6 separate regions of the Mus musculus genome follow, and regions 1, 2, 3, 4 and 5 are each linked to region 6. The links are chromatin loops, found by intact Hi-C in ENCODE. Cell type or tissue: left cerebral cortex. All regions are shown on one strand.

Region 1 (4,000 bases), 80 kb after region 6:
TTCTACTTTTTAACTCAGCCCCATTTCATTCTAAAGAATTTACCTAGCTTTTTAAAAATAAACATTCATTGAGAGAACTGTATTTTACTCGGTGACACGATTTTAGAACATCCAGGGTCAAACTACAATAAAAGTAAAACACATAACTTACATCAAGTTGAAGAAACTGCAGAAACTCTTCAACCAACTCCTTAGATACTGCTTGGATGAACGCCTCACGTTTTTCCATGACGGATGTGACTGTTCTAAGGGAGCCTTACAACCCTAGTAAGATACAATCAGACCAAAACGTAAATGTGCAAAATGTCCCGTAAGTTTTAATTTAATACAAACATTCAAGAAACTTTATACCACTACAGAAGACAGTTTATAACACTATGATACAAAACTGCAATAATCTGAAAAAAAATCTGATGATGTTATAAACAAAACATCTATGTGATCACCAATTATCAATGTAACTACAATGAAAGCAACAAGAAATTAAAACTGCCTCAGGAATCTTACTTTCTCTTACGTTTAGCCTTTTAGATGCTGGCTTGGGAAGAAAGACCTGACTTATGCAATAGGGTCAGGCTCATCTCCACATCTGAATTCTGCAGACTCCACTTCTAAAGTCCCATTCCTCCAAGAAGATCCCACCCAACAATTCTCTCTTGTTTTTCAAGAGAGAGACTTGGAAGTAAAACCACAAAAACAGCCCTGAGGTCACCTGGGAGCTTGTTAGGCAGTGCATCTGTGCCCCACTCCAGCACCCTCCCCTCCTCTGCACACCTACAGGATAATGAGAGCTCTGGGGACCTTGCTCATTCTTCTTCCTACATGTGATCTCCCAGGTAAAATGCCATCCTATTTTACCTTTACACCTGGTGCTACGATGACATACTCAAAACAAAAACCTAACAATACAGTTACAACAAATGATATTTGCAACAGGTCTTCTCATCTTAAGAATAAATTTGAAAATCTCTCATACCTTTAGAAATACAGCAATATGGAGAATTATTGGCATTAATTATAGAGTGTGAATCACAATAAATATGCATTCCTATTCTAAATTGAATAAAAGTAGAAAATAACCTCAATTTGACAACTCCTCATATTAGTAAATTTTAAATATAGCCACTTCATTCCCCGATTCAAATGGCTGAATTGTGAACCATAACTTTTTTGTGATGAATAAAATGGAGAGGGAAAGGTGGGTTGCCAGTATCACCACTTTACTAATTATGGTCACTTTGTTTACTTAAGTACATGTCTTTGGCAACTTAGTATGCCATATAATGTCTACATATGCTACTTACAAACCGTGACTCCGTATCTTGATTTTTCTCTTTCCTTAGTTCATAACTAAGTTGCTCCCTAGATCAGTCCTAGGTATAGGTTCGGGTTCCTCCCTTATGTCAGTGCAAGAATAAATCCAGCGTCTTCACCACCACGTCAGGCCCCAGTTAAGTGTCAACACTGCTGTCCTCCCTAGTCAGCTCCCCAGCCCCGTGCCAGGATCTTCCATGTCATTCTCTGGTCAGGGCTGGGGTTCTCGCTAGTCAACCCGGGTGCAGGTCTTTGGTACTACCTACTCACCCAGGCTCCTTCTCAGGGGTCTTCTCTAGTCAGACTCAGGTCTGCGTCCCCGGTCCTCCGTAGTCTGCATCAGGTCCTTGCCTGAGAGCCTCCCTACTGTGCGCAGGTCATTTTCCGGAGTCCTCGCCAGTCACACTCGGGCCCTCTCCCGGGGTCGTCCTAGTCTGAGGTCCTACCTAGTGAACCCGGGTTCCAGGCTGAGATCCTCCCTGGCGAGCCCCGCTTCTCGGTCTGGGATCCTTCCCAGTCAGCCGGGGGATCCCGCTCTGCCCTCCCGCAGCACCTCCCGCTCCACAAGCGCTCGAAACCGATGGCGGCCGCGGACGTGAGACCCGCGACGGTGTCCGCCGCCCAGCCGCGGTCGCCGGCCGCCGAGTCCTACTCACCTCCCACCCAACTCACCGCGCGGCGCTCACCTCACCACAGACCCATAGTTTCCCGCGCTCGGACCAGATTCAAACACACCCGCGTATACCCCGGACGCTCCCGCCCTCCACCCCGTCACCAGTCGCCGCTCTCACGAGATCTGACGCCGTCCCGGCCACGCCCATATCCCCCACAGCTCTGCAGCCAGGCTCCGCCCCCAAGGCCCAAGCACCGCCTCCTGGGCGTGACTCAGAGCCTCTGGCGGGAGTCTCTTTAGCGCGCTCACGGGATGCGCAGGCGCAGAGCTGCTGGCTGTGTTTCCCGCCCTCCGCCCACACACACCCACCTTCCTTGGGAGCGCTGCTGTTGCTTCTGTGTTCCTTGCCAGCTGCTCGGTGAGACGTCACGCTGATATCAGACGGAGGAGGGAGAGCAAGTCCGAGACTGCTCAAGTGGTAACCAAGAAGATTCTTGAAGAAATCCTGCCTCGGTTCGGGATCCCTAAGGTAATCGGCTCAGACAATGGGCCCGCATTTGTTGCCCAGGTAAGTCAGGAATTGGCCACACAATTGGGGACTAATTGGAAGTTTCTAAGTGTGCTTATAGGCCCCAGAGCTCAGGACAGGTAGAAAGAATGAGTAGGACTTTAAAAGAGACCCTTACTAAATTAGTCATGGAGACCGGCGGAAAGGACTGGGTGACTCTCCTTCCCTTTGCGCTCCTCAGGGTCCGAAACACTCCTGGACATTTCGGTCTTACCCCTTATGAGATTCTCTTTGGGGGACCGCCTCCCTTAACTGAGTCAGGTGGGATATTGGATCTTGGCACTGACTCATCCTCACCCTCTGCTCTTTTTGCTCACCTAAAGGCCCTAGAGGTTGTTAAAACACAGATCTGCAACCAGATCAGAGAAGCCTACACTCCGGGAACCATAGCAGTGCCTCACGGGTTCCAGGTTGGAGACTCAGTCTTGGTCAGACGACATCGCACTGGCACGCTTGAGCCCCGGTGGAAAGGACCGTATCTGGTGCTGTTGACCACCCCCACGGCAGTAAAAGTAGACGGGATCGCTGCTTGGATCCATGCCTCCCACGTCAAAAAGGCACCCAGCCAAGATGAAGACAACTGGATGGTGGCAGCCACTGACAATCCTCTTAAGCTTCGCTTGGGTCACAGGAGTCACCCTGGGCCTAAAGAACCACAACCCACACCAGCCTCTGACTCTAACTTGGCAAGTTCTCGGTCCTGATTCGGATCAGGTCTTGTTTACCACCTCCAAAACAGCGCCGCCAGGGACATGGTGGCCAGACCTAGCCTTCTGCCTCAAACAGATAATTCCAGCTGCTAGAAGCACTCCCCCTAATCTAGTAAGAAGCTATGGATTCTACTGCTGCCCAGAGCACAGCAAGTGGTCCTTATGCGGAGGGTCAGCCTCCTATTATTGTGGCCAATGGAATTGTGTTACTTCCAACGATGGTGATTGGAAATGGGCTAGTGGTCATGTTCCTGACAGGGCTGAGTTCTCTTTTCAGAACTCAGGGCCTGGAAAGCACACCGTAATGGAACTGTATAAAAGGGCTGACTGTCGCCCCGATGATTTAGACAGAGTACTGATCAAATTTACAGACACAGGAAAAAAATATGACATCAAGGCATGGATAAGGGGCATGCGGTGGGGATTAGTTTTTTATGACTATAGTGGAAAGCCTGGGTCATCAGTCATGGTTCGTTTGAGCCTCAGTAGCCCCCGACCCAACCAGTAGGACCTAACCCTGTTCTAGTTGAAAAGCCTTCGTTACTGCTTCCCAGGCCTACCATCCCTGGGTCTCCATCAGACTATCCGACCAAGGCTCACACTCCTTCCTTGGATCGGGTTCCAACCACTCCCATGCCCCCAGATACCAAGAATCGCCTATTTAGCCTAATACAAGGGGCATTCCTGGTCCTCAATCGTACTGATCCCAACATTACTCGGTCTTGCTGGCTGTGCTATGCCTCTAGCCCCCCTTATTATGAGGGAATTGCTCAGATGAGGATTTATAATAAAACT
Region 2 (4,000 bases), 110 kb before region 6:
CTCATGGCAGGGAAGCCAAGGAGGAAGGAGCTTCTAGCTACTGACGTCACAGCCGCAGTCAAGCGTGGAGAGAAGAGTGGGTGCAGGCTTATCTGGGCTCACCTCATCCTAGCTGGTTTTGCACCGCTGTGATAAAACACTGACCAAACAGCTCAGGGAGAAAAAGATTTATCTGACTTGAAGGTTCTGACTTCAGAGGGAGCCAAGAGAGGAGCTTGAGGCAGAAACCATGAAGGAATATTGCTTACTGGATGGCACTCCCTGGCTTTGACCTTTGTCAAAGACACCCCAACTCACTAATGACCTTCTGGGCTCCAAAGGGCTTGGGCAGTCTCTTTTCTCTGGCTCTGCCATCCACCACACACACTCGTACACACACACACACACACACGCATATACATACACATTCATGCATGCATACACACACATGTGTGTACATGCTCACACACACGGACACACATACACAGGCACAAATACATGCACACACATGTGCACGTTGTGCACATAAATACACACATACACATCCATACACGCTCACACACACATGCAACAACACACATGCACACAAATAGACACACGGACACACATACACATGTGTGCACATGCACGCAAGCACACACACACACAACTTGTTTTGTAGGTTCAAGGTGGCTCTACTACACACCTGCTGCTATCCTTGGTGGTCAGCCCACAATTCTGGTATCTCCAACATTCTGGAGTCTCCACTGCCACCAAGGTTACACCATCTCCTGTGGCCTCCCCTGGCTTCTTTAAGGACTTTGACTCGACCACATTTTGCCAAACTTCAGCTTTTCTCCATGACCCCTTCAATGCTGGGGTTTCTACTACTACTGAGGCTGTACCCTCACTGATCTGATGTTCTCTCCCAGCCCCTCTTCAGCAAAACCCCAACTCTGCCACACGGTGCTAAACCTCAACCTGGTCCTCATGACACCTTCATGCCTTCAAAACCAATACACATGGGAGACTCTTACACATACTTGCCAAGTTCTGCTACCAGCTTGATGGGCAGCCTTATCATCTCCCATAGCAGATCACAGGTCCTATGTGCTGACCCTGGAGAAACACTTCCCAGAAGATTTTACCTAACGGATGCTGGTCTTTTACTAACCACAGCTGATTCTTCAGCCCCAGCTAACCAGTATCTATTGCCTCTGTGAAGCGCGAGTTTCACTTCCTCAGATTCTTAATACAAAATGTCATGTGGACACCTTGAAAGAGCCTTTGAGAGGCTCTCAGACTCTCTCTGAAGACTCTCTCTGAACCTTCCCAAGGCAGCTTGTCTGTCATCCCACACTCTGAGGATGGCTAGGGGATGGCTGGGGTTGCGCATGCATGTACTGGCTTGCTTTTTCCTCAGCATTTTACCTTACAAGCTTCTATAAGTACCCCATTAAGCTCTCAGCACTCAATGGTTTTTCCAGACCAAAGACCAAAATGCTTCTACAATCCTCCCATGAAGCAACACAGCTATGCTTTTCTTTGCAGTATCCCATCTCTGATACCAACTCTGCCTGAGTTTGCTTTTTGTTGCTGTGTTTAAAAGTCCACCCAAAGACAGCTGGGCAAGGAAAGAGTTTCTATGTCTCACAGGATGCAGCCCATCACTAGGGAAAGCCAAGGCAGGAATGTAGATCAGAAACCATGAAGGAATACTACTTACTGGCTTGCTCCCCCTAGCTTACTCAGCCACCTATTTTATACAGCACAGGCTACCTGCCAAGGAAGGGTGACACCACCCAGAATAGACTTGGCCTTCCTACATCAATTAGCAGTCAAGATAGTCTCCCACAGACATGCCCACAGGCCATCTAATTCCACAACTGAGATTTTCTCTTCCCAAATATGTCTACAGCCATGTCCAGTTGACGAAAATCAATTGCATACCTCTCCTAACAATTTCTCTGACTTCTTCCGGGTATGAGATCCAAATAGCTGTATAGTGTGAATTGTATTGCAAATAGCAACTGCAATGTGAAAATCCAAGTTGAATGCATATACCATGTGGTGGTGTTTCTGGGAACCGAGCCTACAAAACTGCATTACAGTCTGAAACGGTGTTGGTAAGACAGTCAACGGAAGAGTTTTGGGGATCGGACACCAACCAAGGGCTCATTGCACAGACGCCTGGGCCTGGTGTTCAGACTTCTGTCCCTAATACCCAGCTTAGGAAAGATCTTGAATTCCTAAGACTTAGGCTGCATGTAGAACCTGGATGAGCCTCCATTTTAGAACAATGAAATTCACCATCTCTCTGGTGTTTGTCATTTTTGTCGCAAAGTCACCAGTGAGGTCACTGTGACACAACAGTGCCAACACAGGAAGTACTGTCCTCCACTGCTCACAACCCACCAACTGCCAGCCCAGAATGTATAAGGAAATGCAGTTTCACAAAGACTCGTGGCACTGGAGTTGCAGGGAGGTGGGGTGAGTACGTGCTCCGTGAACGCTGTGTGCTCTCAGTGGTCTGGACAGCCTGGCAGGCAGCAGCAGAGAGTGCGACCCAGCAGAGAGTGCAACCCAGCAGAGAGTGCAACCCTGCTTCTGCAGGGCAATCTGCTTCACTCTATGGTGATGCTGCCAGCCACCCTGGAGAATGATAAAACATGCCGCTGTGCAGCATGGCTTCCTCAGCACGGAGCTATAAATACTGACAAGGAAGAGCAGAGGGGGTGTGAACGTGGTCGCATTCCCTCTACTTCCCCACCCACCCACCCACCCAGCAAACTCCTGACAAGACATCCTTGAAAGAGGAGAAACACAGTCTTCAGAGCCAAGTGGCCCAGGCCATCCTCGCCACCAGAGTATGTGGGATGAGGCATGGACGTTTTAGAAGGAGCTGAATCTACCACAATTCATATCTAGGCATTAATGCCAAGGCACAGAATTAAAGAGCTTTTCCAGTTAATATGCCAAATTAGACTTAGCCTCACATGGTTTAACTCAGTAATTAATTTCCATCCTTTTTGGGTTTGATTAATTGGAATTCGGGAGTGAAACAGTCTAGTGATCACACCAGAGCTACTATACTCTTTATGTCTCACACCTGGGCTCTTCGGGTTTCTATTGGGGAGCACACCCCAGGGACCAATGAGTGCACCCAGATCTGTAACAGCACATACCAGGAAGTGGTGCCTGACATCACGTACAATCATGTGCACAAAAGACGTCTGCCAGGGCACACAGCAGACAGTTTCTCTTTGCATGAGGGCATAGACATATTTGCATAGTTTGTTTTTTAAGTTGTCCATGATAAACCCGAGGGAGAAAATGTTGATGACGGACACTTTCTTTTTTTTTTTTTTTTTTTTTTTTTATCGCTAGAGGTTTAATCCTGGGTCTTAACTGCAGTCTTTTTTTTTTTTCCTTTCCATTTTTTATTAGGTATTTAGCTCATTTACATTTCCAATGCTATACCAAAAGTCCCCCATACCCACCCACCCCCACTCCCCTACCCGCCCACTCCCCCTTTTTGGCCCTGGCGTTCCCCTGTTCTGGGGCATATAAAGTTTGTGTGTCCAATGGGCCTCTCTTTCCAGTGATGGCCGACTAGGCCATCTTTTGATACATATGCAGCTAGAGTCAAGAGCTCCGGGGTACTATAGGTGGACACTTTCTTTTTATAAAGTTGGTCCTTGCTGCCTCTCCTGTTAGTAAGAGAATACCAAGAAGCACCTTACGCAGGATGCCAGATTCACCACAGAGGTGACAGACTAGCAGAAATCTCTGAAATCCCACAACCTATCTCCTCTACATTCACTCTGCCTGTGTGCCTGGGAACAGACATGATGCTCTACCCCTGCAGAAGAGCCTTCCTAAAGGCAGAAAATAAGCAGTCCTAGGCAGGCTGCTCTGCTCACCTCAGCCAATACTAACTGCTCAGACAGAGACAGGCCTGTCAGAGACAGAAGTGCCTGACTACATCCTGACTCTCCAGGCTGGTCAGGGAAAGAGGTGGTTGGCTTATAGGAGACAGGTG
Region 3 (4,000 bases), 200 kb after region 6:
AAAAACAAAAAACAATTAGAAACAAAAATAAAAACAAGAAAACTGACCAATTATCTTTTTATTCCATTAAAATTTTGGCTCATTATGGCAGCAACTGTATTTTATTTCCTTTGTGAAAACATTTGCACTTTGCAAACAGTGTTTTAAAAGCTAGTTTATATCAGTTGCTCAATAATTAAGTATTTTTGGAAGTCAGCACCACCCTGCTCCTGAAGACTTCAGTCTTACTTATGTTGTTTATTGGTCATTTAACTACTAGTTTTTAACCAGCTTTCTGGCAGCATTTAATTTAGTGTGGCAGAAACACAAGACACCACTACTGCATTCTACAGTATACCACTGTTTCTTGTTTGTTCTCACCTTAGCTACTCTAACTTCCTGTTTTTTTATATTCCTTTACTGCTAGCTAAATGGTATCTCATATCAGTTACTTTCATTTTCCAAAACACTCCTGTCCTATACATTCACTATGTATCTGCAGGTCTTTTAAGTTTCAAAAGTGCTTCACCATTACAGTTCTAACTTCAGTTGTTAACTGTCATCACGAAGCGCTACCTATTATGTTCCTCTTGGTTTAGGGAACTCTTCCTCTTTAATTCTTGTTTTTTGATACTTGTTCCACATAGTCCATGCCATATTTCACAGGTGTTTCCTAGCTGGAAAGGAGGAACATTCTCCAAGTTCTTTCTCCATTTAAATTCCTTCTTTCTACCTTTCAAAACTTACCACTACCTACTTCCACAGACATTTACATCAAGCCTAACATTGTGCAACATTTATCTTAAAATATGCACTATTTCCTTCTATCTGAAACTATGACACTAACTCTTTGCTAAGAAAGACAGTGAAGAGAAAAAGATGATAATGCCTTCTCCAATAGGTTCAAATACTCAATAAGTAAAAAGCAATTTTAGGAAAAAATAATCAATACCATAACTTATCATTACTGTTAACACTTTCAAAATCTCCCTCTATATATGTTAGATCCTGGATATTAAATGATCATATCAAAGTGCCTAGTCTTCCCTCTGGTATTTTAAACAATGAAACAAACATTTCAATTCTTCTAACATAAGCTTTTCAGGAACACTTCAATCGTGTTAGACACAACTAAGAAATGAATGAGTCTTCCTGATTTTTTTAATTAACTTCTCCCCATATTGGCTGTCACTACTTTTTAAATCAGAAAGGAGAATCTGGACGGTTCCAGGCCTGCAGCGCCATGCTTGCAAAAGGTTTACAGAATCGCTCTGGACAACTGAGATCTCATCGCCCACCAAGTGTGCTTCTGGGCGGTAGTCACTGCCAGCATGAGAGGAGGAAGAGGCCCAGCAACTAACAATGACCAGTTCTGCCAAGTTAGGAAGTATTCACTACCTGCGCACTTTGCTAGCGATGGGCGAGGAGGACTGAAAGCCAGGAAGAGGACTGAGAGCGGACACTCTCGGAGCAGATAATGACCAGGACACCTCGCCCAGGATGAGGGTGGGGACAGCAATAAGGACACCTGACTTAGGTGGGGGAGGCGGTGCGCTGACACAAGTGAGACTCGGACGCAGACCGTCGCTCAGAGCCGGGGTGGGCCACAGTGGCCAGAACTCCCGAGGAAAGCAGGTGGGCAGAGTGCTGACAGCAGACAGCAGTTTACAGCAGGAGAGGCAGACAGCAGTAAGGTCGCACACCTGACTCGGTCCGGGATCCTGGTTGTGCGGATCCCGGATCGGACGGAGATTCGGAACAAGCGGTGGCTGACACTTCACTCGGGCTGGGGCTTGAGTTCCCCACCCGTCACTGAGAAGGGGAGAAGGGTGGTGCGGACCTGACTCCGCTCAGGTCTGGGGGGGCAACACTCACCCAGGCGGGCAGGTCGCAGGCGCGCACTCCCAGGCGCACAGCTTGCTCCTCGTCCTCCAACAGCGCCAGCGCGCGGCACAGGCGGCTGGCCTTGAGGCCGCGGCTCCGGCGGCACCAGGCGAGCAGCCCGAGCGCCAGCAGCACCCAACTGAAGCTCAGCCCCAGGTAGCCCAGGGCGTACACCGGCAGCAGCAGCGCGAAGCTGCGCGCCAGCTGCCCCAGCAGCCCCGGCAAGTCCACACTCAGAGCGCTGCCCGGGGCCTCGGGCTCGGAGCGGCCCCCAGCCCGGCCAGGACCGGCCTCCGGCCCCTCGCCCCCCGCGCTACTCATCTCCAGCCGCGCTGAGCACTCCTCCCTGCCGAGGCGGGCGCGGCTCTCCCACGGACCGCAGGTCGCTCTAGCCCGCGCGCCAGCGCCCCACTGAGGGGGACCGCGGGCTCCACCGCTCCACTCCTCAAACGGGCGGGACTTGCCGTCATCACAGTGCGCAGGGCCCTCCCCCACCGAGGCCTCTCCCAGAGAGGGGCTTGCTCGGGCTGAGTGCGTGGTTTGGTGACGCAATCAGCATGCGCCCGACTCTTCCTCACTGGGATCCACTGTTCAGAGACAGCCGACCCTGAAAGAATCTAGGGCGGGGCGACGTGTCAGTCGCCAACCGGATCCCGCTCCCTCGTCCGCGCCCTCAGGAAAGATCCCCCGGCGGCGAATGGTCTGTGCCTGGTGTCATCGCGCGGTCGGACCCGCCTCTGCGCTGGGGTTGCTGTGCTGCTACTCTCCGGTCGTTACACCAAGAAGGGGCTGCAGGCGAAGCCATCACGCCAGGCAGGCCCCGCCCCTAACCTGTGAGGGCGGTTCGGTCTGCGCCCTCGGAGGGTGGGCGCCGCGCCAGGGGGACACACCCGGACTTGGCTCGCAGGGACGGCCGGAGAGGGAGGTGTGGCTTCCGCGGGTGTTGGAAGGGAGCAATGGCCCTGACTAGTGGGAAGGCTAGCGGGCTGAGTCCTTTCCAGCTTAGCGGAGAGCTCGGCGTTCGTCAGCCAACCTCTTGCCTGTCCTAGCTCCCTGGCGGAGAACTTGAACTTGCAGGTTCCTAGGGTGAGAGGATGGCTCCTGGGCCTGCCTCTGTGGAATGAGAACTTTGCGCCTGCTGCAGTAAAATTTACCTTGAGGCCTTACTGTGTGGTGGCGCCTCTGGGTCTAGTACTCCTTCAGGTCTGACTTCCCAAACAAAATGGCCCCAGTGAGCTTAGGAAAGCACAGTTGTCATGAAGATTTAAAAAAAAAAAAAAAAAAAAAAAAGGCAGCCAGGGTCCACCACCCCCTACCCCCGTCAAGGCCAAACTCTTAGGGGACATCTGAGGGGACATATGTGAAGCTTGCAAAAAAGAAAAAGGAAAAAAGGGAAGTAAGGAAAGGGAAGAGAAGAGAAAAAAAGACATCTGCTTTAAAGTTTGCTAAAGAGGAGCTGGAGAGATGGCCCAGCACCTGAGAACCCAATTCCTGAGTCAATTCCCAAAATCCACATCTGGCTGTTCACATGCACCTGTATCTAAAGCTCCATGGGATCTAATACCTCTGGTCTTCACAATCGCCTGTACACACACACACACACACACACACACACACAGAGGCATAATTTTTAAGAAAATTTTCCAGGAGGATAATTCCACGACTATGATTGTGGAATGTTGCAGATTCAGAGCCAAGTTATCCTGGGTCATACTTTGTTCCATTAGTAGCCATTCATTGCCCATCTCTTGTGTCTGATTTTATGCCACAATCCTTGTGATTCAAATATTAACCCACCACTACCTTGCACCAACACAAAGCTACCAGTGTCATCAGTATCTGAAACCTACAGAAAACAAAGTTCCCACTTTTCTGCAACCTGATGTTTTTGATTCACCAATGTATTTGAAAAAATAAATGCCTTGGTTTATGTAGTAAGTTCTGAATGAACAAATAAATGCAAATAAATAAATAAATGCAAAGTCACCTGTGGAAGATTTTCCCGTGAGTATGTGTGAATATGTATTACAGCATTTCAGAGACATGCCATGTTTGAAAGAGAGCAGTAGTCTGCTCGACAAAGGGCAATAAACCAAGCAAAGTGTCATAGAGTGCTATTGCTGTGGGGAGACTCCAT
Region 4 (4,000 bases), 98 kb before region 6:
AAGAATCCCTGGAAAGGAGTTGTGTCTGTAAAGACAGGCTAATCAGAGCTGCAGTGATGTAAAGGGGTTGAAACTTACAGGCCCAGGGGCTAATTACGCATGGGCTAGCTTTAGCCCCATGATCAGCCAGTCCTTGCTCACCTCCATGTGTTACCTTGCTTTGACTAATACACACATCTCTGCAATCTATTAAAGTTATCACTAGCTTCTATCCACTCAAAAGCTAAGAATGTCCTCAGATAGTGTCTGAGGCTTCTAGACTCATTCTCCCCACCCCCATCTTGCTGTAACCGCCTCACTGATGTGAACCGCCAGTGTATTTTAAACTAGTCTTAATTTATGACTGCCTTTGTTCTGTAAAACTATAAAACTGTCTTCACATTGGAATATACGAATTCGGGGTAACTTAAACCTGTGTTCCTAGGTCATGATTATTAAATTACGTTCCAGAATAAACTATCTCTTATTCCAAGGTGGGAGCTGTGTTTTTTCATTAGCAATGACAAAAGAAATAATTTCTTCTACCCAAGTGCACAAACATTTGTTACCAAGGAAATGGCTTGTGTCTTTGGGTATTCTTGGCTTCATTAATAAAAGAATTCAGAAACGGACTCAAAAGGAAACTTGCAGGGCAATTTTATTAGAATTTAAGAGAAAAATGCAGTACACTTGCGGTAGAAATCCTGTCAGCCACCAGGAGGGGAGACGGGGCAGGGGGAGGTCATGCCCTTTTAAGTGAGTCCTGGATTACAAATAGCTTATTCAGGAAAATTAATTAATTAATTAATTAAATTTAAAAATACTTGAAGTACAGAAGAGGGCTAGTGAGCCCCCAAAGAGCATCATCGCGCAGGGCATTCTCTTCTATAGACTCCATCCTCTCTCACCCATTGGGTTCTAGGGCTGTGTGCAGTGCATGCTCTGTTTGTCAGGGTCGGGTAGACTTCCAGTCTTCCTCTGCTAACGGCTTCTTTGGTGCTAATCTCCAGTATAGCTTTTTCCAGTTCCCTCTCTCCCTTCACACTCCTTTGATGACTCACTCAGCCTTTTGCAGTAAATACCTTCTTCAGCTGAGGGCCCTCCCCGCTTGCTGAGAGCAGAATACAAATGAAGTAAAAGCCAGGCATGGCCCAACAATCAGTGTGACCTTTCAGATGGAATTTTCCAACGCCCTCCACTCGCAGCCAGGCACTTCCAGCACCTGTGTGGCATAGGGCCAGTGGGAGGAGGCAGCAGCTGTTTTCTTCTCTCTCTCTCTCTCTCTCTCTCTCTCTCTCTCTCTCTCTCTCTCTCTCTCTCTCTCTCTTTTAATATGGAATGCTTCATGTTAGCACAGGAGGTGTGCTAATTCTCTCTACCATTCGAATTTTAACACGTGTGCTGCCAAAGTGAGCACAAGGATATTTGTTTTACATACCCTGACTTTTGAGAGGGAAGTGCCCGCTGGTTCTGCACCCATAAAGTGGAACCACATATTGTTAACTGTTTTGTGTTAAACACTTGGGTATTTGGTAGGTGGTTAGAAGGAGCAGGCTCGAAGGTCACTGAGTGGGTTGCATCTACGTACCTGTTAATATATTATTTTTATCACAATTACCCTTTCTTGGAATTTGAAGCACCACATCTTTAAAAAAAAAAAAAGTCTGTAAGAAAATATTTGAAACACATAAACATATGAGGAAAGTGACAGTGACTACCCAGATAAGGATCCGGAGCTTGGTATGTGCCTTTAAGCCCTCCCCATCCCATCTACACAGCGGTCACCATATCAACTGGGTCCCCCTTAGAGTGCTGCACTCAGTGCTGTTAACTTTCTCCATGCTTGGTTTCTAACACCTGCCTAATACTTGAATCGTCTATAGAACAGAAGTGCATCGTAAATGCTGACTGCCAACAACCAGATCTACAATCACCTACATAGCGGACTTCTAGGCACATCAGTGATGGAGTTTCTAGATTAGGCTAACTGAGGTAGGAAGACCTACCCTGACTTCAGGCAGCTCCATTCCGTGGGATGGGAACCAGCCACCTCATGCTCCTACTTCCTCACTGTAATGATGATGCCATGATGTACTTTAAATGGAGAGCCACACACTTTTAACCCTTCCTCACCTACTTGATTCTTGTTGGCTGTTTGGGCACAGCAACAAGAAAAGTAACTATAAAATTAAAAAATAAATAAAAGCCTTCTCTGGAGCTGGAGATCTGGCAAAGCATTTAAAAGCAGTGACTGCTCTTCCAGAGGCCCTTGAGTTTGGTTCCCAGCACTCACAGAGTGGCTCACAACTGTCTGTAACTCCTGTCTTAGGGGAATCCTTTGCCCTCTTCTGGTCTCTGTGGGCACTGCATGAATACATTGCACAAATACACATGCAGGCAAAACATGCATACCTACGTAAATAAACAATAAACCTTTCTTAAAATTGTTATTTCAATATTCAGGATATATCCACTAGAGTGTCTAGAATTAACATAGCCATCACTGCAAAGGATTATGTGTGCTGAAAGATTCCTTTGGGTCGTGGAGTATTTTCTCAGAATGGATCTTAGGCGTCAGATTACAGCTCAGGACTCACGGAGCCCTGGGACACCTTACTGAACCATTGATGTAACATAAGCATTGGTTTTTAGTCTCTACAAATTTGCTTCACCTGTTTCACACTCTTGGAATCCCATTTTCGGACATACCATCTAGTTTCTAAACATGCACCATTCAGAGTTACTAGTTCTGGGAGGAAACCCACTTCCAAGTCTTTTGAAGCAGATTTTCTTCACTGTGAGAAATTCCATGTGACTAATCTAAACTCCGTTTTCTGCAGCCCACTCCAGGATGGCAAAATACTCAGAACACTTTCAGTTTTTCCTCTGATGACCAAATACTGTTTCAGAGTTTACATTTTTTCAGTGCTTTTGATCGTGGGATATTGTGGTTTTCATAAATGTCACCCAAAACACTTTTAAGACTAGTTTAAGACTAGTCCCATAGGTTAGAGTTGATCATTGAGAAATGTTTGGATCCCAAGGACTCTGACCTGATCAGTGGGCTGATCAATGTACATAAAATTCATAGTTTTATGGTATTACTGAGAGGCAGTAGAAATAAAAATGTGGGGCTTGGTAGGAAATGGCTCCTGGGGCAGCTTTGAAGTGTGCACTGTGTCCCTGTCTCCTTCGGCCTCCCATCCACCATGAGGTGGACAGCTTTGCTCCTCTGTATTCTCTTCCCCTTCATGTTCTGCCTCCCTCCCTCATGTCAAAAGGAGTAGAGACAGCTGTCCCTGGACCAGTGGCTCTCAGTCTTCCTAATGCTGAAACCCTTTAACACGCTTCCTCATTCTGTGGCAACCCTCAACCACAAAATTATTTACCTCATAAATGAAATTCTGATACCATTATCAATTGTGATTTGCCTTTTCCTACAGTTGGCTTATTGTACTGAGCACGGTGTCTCTGTGTCAGGGGTAGCCTATTGTGTACACGACCAGGTTTCCTTTCTCGACCCACCAAGGGACAAACTCTGACTGTTTCTATTTTGGGGATATTATGGAAAAGTCTGTAGTGCCCGCAGGTGAGTACGTACTTCTCCGAGCCTTTGCTGTCAGTTCTTTGGGGTAAATGCTCGAGCACAAGTCAGTTCTTCTGGGTATGTGCTCACAAGCAGGATTGCTGAACCATACCCTTACCTAACTTCTAATGTGCTGCCATAGCCTCTCCACAGTACAGAGCCATTTCACATCCCCCTCCAGCTCCCCAGATTCCTGCTAATGTTTGTTTTGTTGCTGTGGTACTTGCGTGGGTGTGTTTGTTTGTTTGTTTGTTTGTTTTTGAAGTACTGAAAAAAATCAAACCCAGGCCCTTGTACATCTAAAGCAGGTCTCTGATGCTGAGCTGCGATCCTAGCCCTTTCCATTTCCTTTGCGTTCTCCTTTTTAATATGACTTCTTTTTTAAACTGACTATGTTTAACTTTTCATATTCTTTATAAATTATCTCATTCCACC
Region 5 (4,000 bases), 130 kb before region 6:
TTAATGCTGGCACATCCACAGACTAGAATATGACTGAATCTTTAAAGAAGATGAAACTCTTTTTTTTTTCCCTCAAGTCGGGGGTTTCTCTGTGTAGCCCTGGCTGTCCTGGAACTCACTTTATAGACCAGGCTGGCCTCGAACTCAGAAATCCGCCTGCCTCTGCCTCCCGAGTGCTGGGATTAAAGGCATGCGCCACCACGCCTGGCTAAAAGATGAAACTCTTACAAGTGACTGTATGGATGAGCCTGGAAGGCACCATGCTACCAGAGATAAGCCAACCACAGGTCTCACTTAAAGGGACTAGCAAAGGCCATGAGAATCAGAGAAGCAAAAAGAACAGTGACTGTCAGTGGCTGAGGGAGGGAGGGGAATTATTCATCAGTAGATAGGGAGTTTTAAAAATTTGCTGTACAACACTTTACCTGTATCTATTGGGCACTTAAGACTGCGTTGGAAGGTTAGATTTTAAGTCAAGGATTCTTAGCATCATAAAGAACAGCCTTGGGTTTATTGCAGTAATGCCCCAAACATCTCAAACAAGCCAAAGTGTGTGGCACGCTGACTCACCTGCACCACACCCTCCATCCTCACTGTGTGCCAGGCAGGCTGGTCTTCCTGCATCTCTGGGGGCTGGGGGTGGGGGGATTTTTCCTGCCAGGATGATTCTGGTAATCTCAGAAAAAGGTATCTGCTGATGACATCTCCCGAGGACCTGGGGTCTACTTGCCTGGATATACCTGTACTTCTTCTCTGTGCTTGTCACGTATTCCCTTACACCACATCGGGAGGGAGAGCCACCTCTGGTCTCTGATCTCCACAGTTTCCACGCTGGCAGCCTTACCTGAGCATAATGCACCCTCCTGTGCAAACACTGACAATTTTCTCTGTGACTGTGACTTCTGCTTGTTTTACTGTAATGTTCAAAGGTCGGGTATTTTATAGCGTCTCTGAGGTTAGTCCACACAAGGCTGACAAATGTCAACTTTTGGTGGTTTTTTGTTTGTTTGTTTGTTTGTTTGTTTAACCTCAAAAAAAGCTATGGAACAGGTCTTCCGAAGTACAAGCGTTGACATCAATGTTGAATCTTGGAGATCAGCCTGACTGGACTGAGAAGGGCCTGTGAGATTTATGGACCTCACCTCTGGAGACATTGGTGGGAACTTCCCTGAGAGGATGAGATCCTGTGTAACTTGACTGTTTGCATCAATCCCTTGATGGATTTATAATGCAACTAGTGAGCTCACCGTGGGTGGGGTGGTGTCACCTATGGGCAGATGTCCTGGACAGTGTAAGAAAGCTGTCTAAACAAGCCACTAGGAACAAGCCTATGTGTCCATGGCTTCTGCTTCGGTTCCTACCTCTGGGTTCCTTCTGTGACTTGCTGCCCTGATTTACTTGATGATAGACTGTGATATGGAAGCCAAATAAACATTGTCCTTCCCAAGTTGCTATGGTCATGGTGTTTGTAACAGCAATAGACAACATGTCTAAGGTACCCTTAGTTCCAACTGCCACCAAATTGGTTTAATAGGTCAAGAAAAGTATTCATTTTCTTATTAGGTTTCATTTCTCTCAAGTTTGGTGAGAATTATCAGGTGCTCCTATCTTGAGAAAAGCCTAAACCCAGATCTGCCCAGCTTCATGCCTCTAACCTTCCCACTCACAGATAGCACAGAACTTCACAGAAAGGCAAGCTAAAGCCCAGATCCCAGACTCCAGCCACTGCTGAGGGACATCTCCACAGGACCAGCAACCATGGGTCACTTCTAGAGAGAAGGAGGCTTCCACAAAGCAGGGGGTGAATGGGGAGGTAGTTCTTACCTACCCTGAAGCACCCCACCGAGCTATACACCAACTCTAGAGGGATCACAGAAGGACCTCACATGGCCCCGTCAGAATGGCTACTTCCCTCTGAGCAAGAAGTCAAGCACAGATAGCTTGTGGCCTGGCCAAGGCCATTTTCTCCAGAGCCACTCTCTGTGGATGCATCACATGGGCAGAGTCAAATACAGATGTCACGGTACCCAGGGCCTAGGTACCAGTCTCTAGGGAGTAATTTGAAAATTGTTTCTCCAATAGGAGAAGAAAGAGAGAGTGTGTGTGCCATATCCGGAATACATATATTTTATAGAATGTTACAATGACCATGAGATACTTTTTAATTAGAAAATACAATTTAGTGTGGACCCTTCCATCACCAGAAAGAGGGAAGTTATTTCTCATCCTGTTTCCCCAAAACTGTCCTGCAGAGGGCGCCTAAGACCCAGCTCTGGCTGATTCCAAAGAGAAAGTTGTTTTCGGTCTCCATGTGCTGCAGCAGCACCAACCTTCTCTAGCCACAAGGGAGAATCTACCTGATAAGGAAGCAAGAGTCCAGTACTTTCTGAGACTAAGACAATCCACTTGCAATGGTCTTCTGCAACGTGACACCCAACCTCTCAGAAGCTAGCAAACTGCAAAGAAGTCCAGAGTCAGGTGGGTGCCTCTCTGGTACTGCGTATGCTACAGCGATGAGAGCCATGATGGCTAGAAAGGCCAAGGCTTGGGAATGAGCAAAGGGGAAGAAACTCACCAAATACAATTCAGACAACCATAAGATGGCTGGGGAGGGCTTTATCCAGCCATAGCCCCTTCCTTTCTCAGACTCCATACCAACCACTGCTCCCTGCCCAAAGCCAAGAAATCCTTGAGTATCTGCAGCTACAACTGTTTGCATGACACAAGTGTCCTACATACAAAAAGTACCCAGCCCTAGGCCTGGGCCTCCCCAAGACAAGGAGCAATGCCCTTCTGTCTTCCAAGAAATTCCAGCATTTCCTGCTCTAGCTGGAAGCTTTCTAATTGAGCTAGCCTGGATGGACAGCAGTGTTTCCTGGACTGCAGAGTCAGAAAAGAAAATGTCCCCGGGGCCTCTCTAGAAACAATCCAGCCTCGGTTTAGCTAAGCAGACTCACCTGGAGCTGGTTCCAGCCAGTAAAACATGCAGTGTTCTACCTGTCATTTGCACAGTGACAAAGTCATTTTAAAAGGATTTATTTTTAGGAGATGGTGGGAGTAGAGAGAGAGAAGAGGAGGGGACACTGGAATCGCTCCTTCTACCACAGCACTGGGATAGAAACACCTGTCCATAACTCCATAGTGAGGACATTCGGCTCTGGGATATGAAGGGACAGTGGTTCACCCCTAGGATTCATCTCCACTCCAGAGCTATAGGGTGGGCTCACAATCTTTCACAGCAGAGGAGATGCACAGAGCTAGGCTCAGCTGCTTGTTGTCCAAAAGAACCTGTCCAAACCCCCAAACAAGAAGAATGGATTGCGTTGTCAGACCTGCTGAAGATGGTGACAGTCGTCTCATCTACCTCATCTCCCCTCTCACCCTAAACTGAAGGAACAAATTTGATTTTATCAAATTGAATGGAAGTTATACAACCTCTCTTGAGCTCGAAAAATGTGGTCCTGAAACAGAAAACTTCCAAAGGAGCTTACAACATGTCCAGCAGTGGCTCAGGCTCCAAAAACCTCTTTGACAACAGTTCCTGGGTCTCAAATATGCCCTGTTGGAACAACTCGAAAGTCCCACACTCTGAGTGGGAGTAAGTGGTGAGGATTAACTAACTGTTAGAATCGCTTTATACAAACTTTGGTTGTCTCTGGGCCATGCATATAAGACCGCGAGTCATGCAGAACATGTCAGACGTTCCTGCAGCACACACATCACCTAGGGACACTGGATCATATTTAGGCTCAGGATCACTCACACCCAGACCTCCTCCCAACTCTTGGCTTCTGTCGTTCTTGGATACCATGTGTCCTCCACGAGTGTGTCGTTCTTGATTCCATGTCCCCAGAAGCAGCTGGAACAGGCAAGCCTAGGTCCACTCATATAGTGGGTCCAGGGACCTCACACAGCTAATTTTATAATTAAGTCAAGTGCCATTTTAGCTGCTCCTCAGTCATTTGGATTTCTTCCATCAAAGTTCCTGTCCAAATGCTGG
Region 6 (4,000 bases):
CAGCCCAAGGGGAGAGAGAGAATTCTGGGATCGGTGCATATGGCAGAAGCCAAGTCCAAGTGCCTGGGGGAACAGAGAGCTGTAGATGTTGCCTTCAAAACATTCCTGACAAAAGCTAGGTCTGTATTATTGCCCCACAAAACAAACACTCCTGAGACTGGCTTATGACCCATGATATCACAGTCAGTGACAGCATGCCCACCCCAAGATGGACAGGGGAACAGTCATTAACCTGACCCTCCTTGCTGAGCCATCAGACAATACTTTCTGCCATGTTTAGGGTGGATCAGCAATGCAGGTCACACCTATTGATGACCTGCCTCAACTTTGGTTGTTGTCAAGAGAACACTGCTGTGTTAGGCAGGTGCCCAGGACGACTTACTTCCAAACATTTCTGTCTTTGGGTTACCTTTGCCAGCCTCACATCCCCAACCTTCTTCCCCTTTCTTTGTGGTTTTGAGAAAATGCTATGAGCCATCGACTACCTAGGAAAGCATCTCCTCCCGTGCTCTGCCATAAGGTAGGGCCACCTCTGGTGTCCTGCTACTCCCTGACCTGTTTGCAGCCTTGTGCCTGTGAAGGGTGACATCTGGCCATCTGGGCAATCAGCTCTCCCAAGAAGTAACAGGCCAGTTTCTAGCCAGTAAGAAAGGAATAGGAGAGAGAAAATTAATGTATATCTTAGTCTTCTGGGTTCATCTGGGGTGAACAAGGCAAAAGCTTCACACACACACACACACACACACACACACACACACATCCAGAACACACACACACACACACACACACACACACCCCTATTGAATAAAGGACACATTTAGCCACTCAGTGAGGAATAAGGGGCCTGTGAGCTGGTCATGGGGGAAGTAGACTGGGGAAAAAAATGCCTGTTCAAGGAGTCTCATGTGGTAGGCAAGGGCCTACTTTCCATCCTAAGTAGTTCCTGCAAACTAAACTAGACCCTCGGTGTGGAGAGATCAGGAGGCCAGGAAAGCCTAGGGAACCAGCCCTAAGCCAGCCAAAGGGCTGGGAGAGCAAAGATCCCTCCTCTCTGCAGTCCCTTTCTTTGAGTTTTGCAAGGTTGAAACACCTCTGAAGACCAGAGGCGGGAGGAAGGAGGTGTGGAGCCTGAGGGGAGCTCGGGCCAAGGCTGCAGCTCACCCCTCACTGCCTACCATCCACAGGCGTGCACACTCTCTCCTCTAATACTGATTGTTCTAGTCCATTATGTGTTGTAATTCTGGCCCCAAAGCCTCTTACAAACATTGGGTTTGTGGTAAATCTCCTTAACAGACAAGATTAGCAGGAGGGAGGTGCCATGTCAGAAAGGCCACCAGTTCCGCCCTCCCTCCCTGTCGCCTTTCCTTTTCCTTCCGCGTGTCAGGAAAGGAAAATGTCGGTCCAGTCTTCACCGGCAGACCGAGGATTTGCCTCGTGAGAGGGAAAAGGCAGGCGCAGCGCATGGTAGCAGGAGAGGACAGCCTCCATGGAAGGACCCAGCCACTCACTAAGCCACGTCCTGGCCCTTCAGGTAGCACGCGGAGCGCACGGACACACGTAGGGAACACGAGAGCAGGCAGGGCTCATAGACACTTGGGGCACGCGCAAAGCGTGGACACTCCGGGATGCACAAACACGCGGGGCGTGGACAACCGTATGGTTGAGCTGTCCCAGGTCCTTGACGCAGGGGCCCATAGCCAAAGGGGGTGGGGTCGGTCACTGGGGAGGGAAACTGAGGCGGGGAGGGGGGCGAGACCCGCCCCACGTAGCTGGCGAGGACCGGAAGACGCACGGCGGGCCCGCGGGCCCTGCGGCTGCGCACGGGCACACAGAACCCAGCGCCAGCTCCCATCCCCGCGCCCCTCACTCACCCAGGCGCCCCGGGAGCTGCCGGCCGCGGGCAGACGCGGGGGCGGGCAGAGCGCGAGGCAGCGGCGGCGGTAGCAGCAGCAGCAGCAAAAGCGGGAGCGGCGGCCCCATCCCCGCAGCCGGTTGGCGCTCAGTCCATGGCCGCGCGGGAGCAAGGACCGATAGGGACTTAGCGAGGCGGCGCCAGCTCCTTTCGCGGCGCTCTCAGCGCTCCTGCGGCGGCGCCGGCCGAGCTTCAGCACCGGACAGCGCCACCGGCCCCACCCCCGCCGCCGGCCCCGCCCATGACCACGCCCTCTGTCAGCCATGCACGTTCAGGCACGCCCACCTCGCGGGGGATAGGCAGGAGGTGCTCGCTCCCCTCCCGAGAAGCGGGTTCTATCCCCACAAGCTGTGGTCCCTTCTGCTTGGGATCTTCGAGGGTCACCCTGCAGTGTCCAGATCGGTTCGTGGAGAAAGGACACTTGGAAGTGTGGTTGTGCTGCTGAAACACCAAACTCCCTCTTATTCAGTGTTTAAACTCAACTGTCCGCAGTAAGTGGTGGCAGCTGTTGGGGTCTGCAGGCATAGATCCACTGGAAGCTGCATCTCGAAGGTAGGCCAAGAGAGGAAAACTTCAACTTTGTGCAGGGCCTGAATAGGAGGCTGATGGGGTGGGAGTTGCAGATGGAGTCCTCAAACAGAACAAAAGGAGTCAGAGTGACCGTGGAGTGTACCCCATGCGGCGTCGAGTCCGAATTTTAGACATGTTTACCTGGGGGCCTTCCATGCTCACAGTCCAGTCTATCCCTGGAATGGCCAGTGCTGAGGGACCAAGTGCAGATTCTCAGACCACTTTCCAAAAGACCCATAGACAAAGGCAGGATTCAATGGGGTGGTACCCCTGGCATCTGAAGACTGTGGGAGGTGTGTGTGTATATGTGAGTGGGTTTGTTTTGAATGTAACAGTCTCAACGTATGCATGCTTGCGTTTAAGGGAACAGCCCACTTCCTCCCTCAGGTCTCCCATAGAGCCAGTATCTTTCCATTTCGTGTCATTGTGTCACTGCTAGGAGTCCCAACCACCATCCTGAGTTTGCCCTCCCTTGCCTGGCCAGTCCTCTCACTTCCTTCCATCCCTCCCTTTAATGCCCCTTGCCACAAGGTCCCTTGGAGAAAGACTGCCTCTATTTGGTCTGACTGGGGCTTGGGGCAGCAGTGACGGAGCTATCTTTCAGTCCGGCCTATCTACAACTAACTAAACTAGGTGTTGGGCCTGAAGATTCTGACATCTATTCTCGCGCCTTTGTTGGGCCCCATCCTGATTTTGCCTTCCAAATCTTTTATCCCAGTCTCTCCTTCAGACCTTGTGCCCCCAACCTGGGGAAGTGAGAATGTACCTTAGTAGAAAAAGCCGTTACTCCAGAAGACCACCGCAACACTTCACAGCAACAGGGTCCCCTACAAAGGTGTTGCCTGTGGTCCTGAAAATGCCTGTCTGGTTAGGAAGAAGGATGGTAAGCCTCATATCACTTTGGCTCTGTTCACCATTTTCAGTAGCATTAGCAGTTAGAACACTACACCCCCAAACGGTGTAAGACCCTTAAGCAGACATCAATGACACCGATTCTCTTGCAAACTCCAAGAACTGCTTCAAGTGCCATCCTCAGCTCGTCTAGAATATCCTTGATCCCTGATGCCGAAACATGGATGAGCTCAGGGGTATATGTGTGTGTGTGGGGGGGGGTAAGGATGAATGGAGTAGCAGGGGACTGCCTGGGTGGGCAGATATGTCCTCTGATATCCTAACAGTCATGTCATGACTCTGGGGACAAGAACAACAGGAAAAGAAAACACACAGAAGGCTAGGTTCTTCATGACAGTGGTATTCAGATATCAAGGGCTGTTTGGTGAGTTTTCAGGAGAAGGCTTTATCAGCTTGCCCTAACACAGTTTCTCGAGTACAGAGGAACAGCTAAGTAACCTCCCATCCACCCTTAGTGAGGGTCGCTATAGCTCCAATGTAGAAGGGTCAGCTCTCTACAAAGTCAGATCTGATCACACTGGCAGTGACCCAGGGACTTGTAGAGCCCACACCAGCTGTCACAACCATCGGCAAGTAAGTAAGGCACCAGGGAGACCCAGAGGAGTT

The links. Hi-C counts contacts between places; a loop is a spot of excess contacts. Peaks named below come from ENCODE experiments on the same cell type or tissue, not always from the same donor. Only the 100,000 strongest peaks of a DNase experiment are listed, where the experiment ranks them.
Region 1: a loop joins it to region 6, with 2.2 times the contacts of the local background. A loop is called at or near these places in 2 of 42 quality-filtered maps.
Region 2: it touches region 6 in a loop (2.7-fold over the local background); 7 of 42 quality-filtered maps call a loop at or near these places.
Region 3: it touches region 6 in a loop (7-fold over the local background); 2 of 42 quality-filtered maps call a loop at or near these places.
Region 4: it touches region 6 in a loop (2.6-fold over the local background); 4 of 42 quality-filtered maps call a loop at or near these places.
Region 5: it touches region 6 in a loop (10-fold over the local background); 8 of 42 quality-filtered maps call a loop at or near these places.

What each region holds. Positions count from the first base shown.
Region 1 is chr12:116,403,462-116,407,461 of GRCm38, reverse strand. It overlaps Ncapg2 (non-SMC condensin II complex, subunit G2), which reads right to left and starts at 2,026. Exons shown (of 29, transcript NM_133762.4): 1 at 2,001-2,026; 2 at 1,585-1,760; 3 at 152-264. The coding sequence starts at 229. D430020J02Rik (RIKEN cDNA D430020J02 gene) reads left to right here and starts at 2,301. Exons shown (of 2, transcript NR_028421.1): 1 at 2,301-2,495; 2 at 2,819-4,000. In left cerebral cortex, a CTCF peak has its summit at 2,013; DNase peaks (open chromatin) are centred at 2,214 and 2,924; H3K4me3 peaks cover 1,545 bases; H3K27ac peaks cover 587 bases.
Region 2 is chr12:116,593,134-116,597,133 of GRCm38, reverse strand. All of the region lies in intron 2 of Ptprn2 (protein tyrosine phosphatase, receptor type, N polypeptide 2), which reads right to left. Among named protein-coding and RNA genes, the nearest start is that of Ptprn2, 110 kb to the right of the region's middle. In left cerebral cortex, a CTCF peak has its summit at 1,721; DNase peaks (open chromatin) are centred at 1,781, 2,018, 2,402, 2,671 and 1 more place; H3K27ac peaks cover 3,471 bases.
Region 3 is chr12:116,279,527-116,283,526 of GRCm38, reverse strand. It overlaps Esyt2 (extended synaptotagmin-like protein 2), which reads right to left and starts at 2,305. Exons shown (of 22, transcript NM_028731.5): 1 at 1,855-2,305. The coding sequence starts at 2,184. In left cerebral cortex, CTCF peaks have their summits at 2,256 and 2,927; DNase peaks (open chromatin) are centred at 1,325, 1,554 and 2,398; H3K4me3 peaks cover 3,062 bases; H3K27ac peaks cover 2,014 bases.
Region 4 is chr12:116,582,318-116,586,317 of GRCm38, reverse strand. The region is part of intron 2 of Ptprn2 (protein tyrosine phosphatase, receptor type, N polypeptide 2); the gene reads right to left. Among named protein-coding and RNA genes, the nearest start is that of Ptprn2, 99 kb to the right of the region's middle. In left cerebral cortex, a CTCF peak has its summit at 2,324 (motif pointing left); DNase peaks (open chromatin) are centred at 1,087 and 2,783; H3K27ac peaks cover 2,351 bases.
Region 5 is chr12:116,618,401-116,622,400 of GRCm38, reverse strand. All of the region lies in intron 2 of Ptprn2 (protein tyrosine phosphatase, receptor type, N polypeptide 2), which reads right to left. Among named protein-coding and RNA genes, the nearest start is that of Ptprn2, 130 kb to the right of the region's middle. In left cerebral cortex, a CTCF peak has its summit at 2,247 (motif pointing right); DNase peaks (open chromatin) are centred at 2,272, 2,956 and 3,585; H3K27ac peaks cover 1,954 bases.
Region 6 is chr12:116,483,845-116,487,844 of GRCm38, reverse strand. Ptprn2 (protein tyrosine phosphatase, receptor type, N polypeptide 2) reads right to left here and starts at 2,125. Exons shown (of 23, transcript NM_011215.2): 1 at 1,872-2,125. The coding sequence starts at 1,980. In left cerebral cortex, no CTCF peak of the experiment used is centred here; DNase peaks (open chromatin) are centred at 1,517, 1,867 and 2,125; H3K4me3 peaks cover 2,292 bases; H3K27ac peaks cover 1,275 bases.